Linked DNA regions of Mus musculus: region 2 is linked to region 1. Evidence: chromatin contacts called from ENCODE POLR2A ChIA-PET data. All regions are on one chromosome and are shown on one strand. Each heading gives the region's core, a stretch centred on a gene start or an enhancer-like site at or near the end of the contact. The rest is flanking DNA. Distances are from core to core; before and after follow the strand shown. Region 1 holds the start of Dhx8 (DEAH (Asp-Glu-Ala-His) box polypeptide 8). Region 2 holds the start of Rdm1 (RAD52 motif 1).

Region 1 (2,576 bases), core at 44-2,543:
TACATACTGTGAATTCTGCACCATTTTTGACCAGAGAAGCCTTAAAAGTATCAAAGGTAGTATTTTTCTCAGCAAGACTGATGACAAATTCAGCTGTTAAAAAAAAAAAAAGGAATTATAAATGGACTCAGATAATAATTAAATTATAAAAGAACTCAGGAATCCGCCTGCCTCTGCCTCTCAAGTGCTGGGATTAAAGGCGTGCGCCACCACTGCCCGGCTTTGTCGTCGTTTTTTGTGACGGGTCATACCCTGATACATACCATGCCCAAGCTACCCTCAGATTATCTACGTGTGACTTTGGAATTACTAATCATTCTGCCCTCACATCCCAAGCCTGAGATCCTAGGCGCCTGCCTGGCTGTCATTTACTTTTGAGGACATTCTGAAAAAGCCCAACACCACCCAACCCTGTACCTATCAAACGGAAGTGTTCCCCTCATGCTTCTAATTCACATACTCGGCCTCTCATTTTCACAAGGGCTCCGGCTATGCATATAATTACGATCTGGGCCCCGAGCCTTTCTTATTTTCTCTCTGGGTCCCCTAGTCACAGTTTGCCCTTAAACATCTAATGACTAGTATGTGAGAGATAAGAAGATGTAACTAATTTAAGAGCACGGCTCAAAGCACAAGCTCGAAGTAGATGCTGACTACTGCCTGACTGTGCGAAGACCAAACAAGATAATGTAGATGAAGAGCTACCCATAATATCTTGTGAGCTTCTAAAAATTACTGGCCGTAATTACAACCATCATCTTCGCGGGGGCTGCTGCTGCTGCTATTGTTAAAGCTATTTCGCCCCCCAGAACTGAAAAACAACAATCGAGCAGAAATTGCTGCCCCAGCCTTCACCGGCAGCTCACAGAAATGGTTTCTAATAGCTCGGACCGGATGGTTCTCAAGCAGAGGCCACCGCCACAGGTTCCCGGAGCCCAAGTCACGATGACACACACACAGACACAGACAGACAGACACACACACACACACCATCAACCGCTTCTCTCCTGCCTCCCTCACCCCCAAAATCAAAAGCCATCGGGACCTTCCTCCAGCTCACCCAGATCCTTGTCGTTGATGCCCAAGTGATTGTCCAGCTCCGTGCAAACCTTCGACACCAAAGACAGGTACTCAAGTTTAGCGAGTTCTTCCGCCGGGCCGGGCTCCGAGCCCATTAGGACCCCGGCGGCGGCCACGGCTACAGCCATGGCTACAACTTCCCTTTGGTCTCCTTCCGGCCGGCCAGAACGCGAAGCCACAGCTTCCACTTCCGGGTCGGCGCTCGTCTCTTTTGTTTACAGGGACGTCAAGTAAAGTTAACCGTCTTTGTAAGGATCAGCGAGATCTGGCAGGAAGTTCCCACAGACGGGCCAGACGCACTGAGTTACGCTGTTCGTTCAGTGGCGGCCTCTAGCGGGGGGGAAGACTCCACCCGCCTTTAGGTTTTTTTAAGGATCAATCTCAGCGCGCCTCTGTGATCCGTCAGCAGAGGGCGACCGTGGCCTGCGCGACTGAACAGCGCCTCGGAAAAGCAAGTTGGCTTGTCCTTGATCAGCTCAGTTCCTGACCTCATGGCAAGTGATCTCAAGTGACCTTACACCAGCAGACGCTAGATTCTGGCTGCTTATCTGTAAACTCGGATAATACGGTCTAAATGAAATAGATATGCAAAGTGGCTGAGCCACAGTAGGCACACTGAAAATATTAGTTGCTGTTATAACCCCCCCAAACTGCGAGTGGTCCAGCAAAGCTTATCTCAAGCATTCCTGTTGCCAAAACCCTCAGTCCTCTTAAAATCTGCTTCTCTAAATGTCAGCTGTGTTGTGAACCTGAGGTCATAAATTCAGGTGTCCCAACTTTTACTTTTCCCTTTGGCAGAACCTTGCAATGAAGATGAAGGGTTTCCCATGTCTTAGTATTCTGTGTAAAAAACAAGAAAATACTTCCTCTAAGGTGAGTAGCCCTCCCATCAGTCAAAAGACAGAAAATGAGCCCCCTCTGCTACTGTTGGCTGACTCTGTTGCACTACTGTGTCTTTGAATTATTGGGAACACTTCAGTGATAACGAGTTGCAGGGAAGCTGGGCAGGCTGGTGCTCTCCTTTAATTGAAGCACTCGGAGGGCAGAAACAAGCTGTTCTCTGAGACTGAAGTCAGCCAAAGTTACACAGTGAGAACCTCTCTCAAAATTGCAGGCAAAGGACTATCACAGTAGTTCCGTGTTTCCAGGTTCCCAAGGATTTAGTACATTGCCATCTGAGTTCCTGATGCCCTTCCCTTCCTTATAACTTACTTGTTTTTATTTCCTATACATGGTTTTGCCTGCATTCATGTCTGTGTAAGGATGTCAGATCCCCTGGAACTGGAGTAACAGATAGTTGTGAGCTTCGGTGTGAGTGCTGGAAATTGAACCCAGATCCTCTGGAAGAGTGACCAGTGCTCAGAACCATGAGCCATTTCTCCAGGACTCACTCCTTCCTTCCTTCCTTCCTTCCTTCCTTCCTTCCTTCCTTCCTTCCTTCCTTTCTCCGTGAACAGAATGAGAAAGTCTGCCCTTGATGCTGCTTGCTTATCTGC
Region 2 (2,576 bases), core at 39-2,538, 110 kb after region 1:
TCTCAGATTTAATCAAGGTTCAAGGGAGAAGAAAAGAAAAGCAATATGGGGGCTGGTGAGATGGCTCAGTGGGTAAGAGCACCCGACTGCTCTTCCGAAGGTCCAGAGTTCAAATCCCAGCAACCACATGGTGGCTCACAACCATCTGTAACAAGATCTGACGCCCTCTTCTGGAGTGTCTGAAGACAGCTACAGTGTACTTACATATAATAAATAAATCTTAAAAAAAAAAAAAAAAAGCAATATGGATAAGAATAAGAAGCTGGGTCAGCAGCAGGTTGATACATCAAAAGTGGCCAATCAGAAATTGAAAGGACAGGTGGTGGAATTGAGAAACATGGTGAGATGTGCTGAGGCTCTGGGGGAACGGGTTCTATGTTAATATGGAATGAAGGCTACAATGTACTAAAGGATGCTTTCCCCACCTCTGGAACCTGAAGGAAGTTCTATTTTACAGTGATGACAATAAAGCATCCATTATATTAAAACTGGCAGTTGGTCAAACACATTTTAAGTCCAAATAAAATAGAAAATGTTTATAAATAATGTAAATAATAAATGTAAATGTAACATACGACATGGGATTTTCATTGGAACTCTTGGGTTTGACCACAATTACTCTCATGATGAACCTTTTATCACCTAACCATCACCTAGGATACCTGAGGCCAGAGGATCAGTGAAAACGCATCTGGAAGCACCGGGTGAATCAGGGCACCACAGAGTCTCTAGCTACTCACTGCAGAACTCGGAACGTTATCCTGAAGCCTGCATTTGCACACACCTTCACTGGTGATGTCTGAAAAAGGGGTTTCCCATCGCAAGCCTTCTGGGCTCTCTGTGCGTCCCGCGAGGAGTAAAACTTGATGATGGCGTAGAAACCAGGACGAGCCACTGCAGCGTTCGGGAAGACTCGGACTGAATACAGAAGGCCAAACTGAGAGAACACTGTGAACAGAGAATGCTGTGGGAGGCCCACCAGTGAGTGCTGACCCCCTACCTCACTTCAAGCCCAGATCCCGCCCTTCTCCGCTGGAAGCACTCCCTTCACTGGGGCTTCATCTAAGGAGGAGACAAGCCCTCGCTGGCTCCCCGTTCCTCTGCGCCCACGCGGGGCCCACGCCTCCTGTCCCCCCACTCCCTTCCCCTGCCCTCTCCGCGCAGCCCCTCACACTTAAGGCTTCGGCTGGGGGCCCAGTGCTCAGATCCCACACCAACAAAACTTTGTCGCTCTGGGTGGGAACTACGAAAGAGATCAACTCCGCCATGGTAAAGCCAGTGCGCCTGCGCAAGCTACTACCGCGAAATTTAAACCCTCACAAGTAAAGGGCGGAGCTTAACGATTTCCTTAAAACTTCCCACAAAGCACATATTTAAAATGTTTCCACCCCACATTAGCTCCAGTGCTACACTCTTTTTTCTTTTTTTTTTTCCTAAGATTTATTTATTTATGTGGTTGCTGGGACCTGAACACAGGGCCTTTGGAAAAGCAGTCGGTACTCTTAACCACTAAGCCATCTCTCCAGCTCTGGCGCAAACGAGAACTCAGTTATCGTGTACACAACCCAATCAGGATACAAACTAACGAAAGTTAAGAAGAAGAAAACACAGACATATTTAAAAAGCTGGACTGCCCTACAATCACCATGCTCTGACTTTAAAACCAACTTTACTCCCCAGAGGGGGTGCACCGTTCCTGGAGGTACTGCAATACCAGGTCGATGCGTGGAGTGGACGGAGCAAGCTCCTATTCCAACTCCTACTTCCAAAAATCCATTTAATATATTGTCCTCGGATAGAGGACGTATCAGATATTAAACTGATAAGAACAGATACTACACTTGATCTTAGCCAAAAGGCCGAGAAGCGATACCGAACTACGCCCACACGCCCCATACACTCAACACCGACCACACCTTTAATTCACAGTCACCAACCAACCGACTCAAACATGCAGCCAACACAGACTCTCCTCTTCATTGAGTACACCACCTTTACGCCACGAAAAGCCTGTAAGATTCAAGGAGGCCGAGAAGTTTTGGTTGCAGTTTTTTGTTTTTGCTCCCAGAGTTCCACAGAGCAGTTATTTGCATGCCCCGCCCAAGCGCGCCGAAAGCTCGAACCTGGACTGCTTTTTCCGCTTCTGCGCTGTAGAGCGCAACCGGGGCGCAGAGGGGACGTATTGACCTTTCCCTGCGATACAACCAGGTTCTTCTTCGCAGTCTTTCAGACCACACCCACAACAAAAGGTCCTTGAGGAAAAGGGGCCTTTCGATTTTCTGCTTAATTTATTAGTTTACAGGCGATTCCGCTAGGCTCCTCCCTAGGATCAAGCAACCAGCTTATGGTGCTTCTTCAGGTGTGGTGATAACGACTGCTTCACCACTCCAGCTCTCTCTGTTCCCACGTGTTCCTTGCGGTCTCTGGCCCCAGCCCCCATTCTCTCCTTCTCTGTCCCCTGCTTTCTCTGCCCTCGTGACTCTGTTCCCCTCTGTCTGCCTATCTGTTCATCTACCTCAACCCCTTCTCCAAGCCCTCCCTCCCCTCTCTTCCCCCAAATAACTCCCCACCAGATC

The links. ChIA-PET counts read pairs that join two places held with the same protein, here RNA polymerase II (POLR2A).
Region 2: POLR2A ChIA-PET joins it to region 1 with 51 read pairs in Patski. The contact joins the promoter of Rdm1 here to the promoter of Dhx8 in region 1. POLR2A ChIA-PET finds 5 or more read pairs at or near these places in 5 of 5 experiments (Patski and embryonic stem cell).

What each region holds. Positions count from the first base shown.
Region 1 is chr11:101,731,673-101,734,248 of GRCm38, reverse strand. Dhx8 (DEAH (Asp-Glu-Ala-His) box polypeptide 8) reads right to left here and starts at 1,293. Exons shown (of 23, transcript NM_144831.2): 1 at 1,061-1,293; 2 at 8-93. The coding sequence starts at 1,208.
Region 2 is chr11:101,626,661-101,629,236 of GRCm38, reverse strand. It overlaps Rdm1 (RAD52 motif 1), which reads right to left and starts at 1,288. Exons shown (of 7, transcript NM_025654.2): 1 at 1,173-1,288; 2 at 785-964. The coding sequence starts at 1,268. It overlaps LOC115487916 (a small nuclear RNA gene), which reads right to left and starts at 1,871; the gene lies at 1,681-1,871.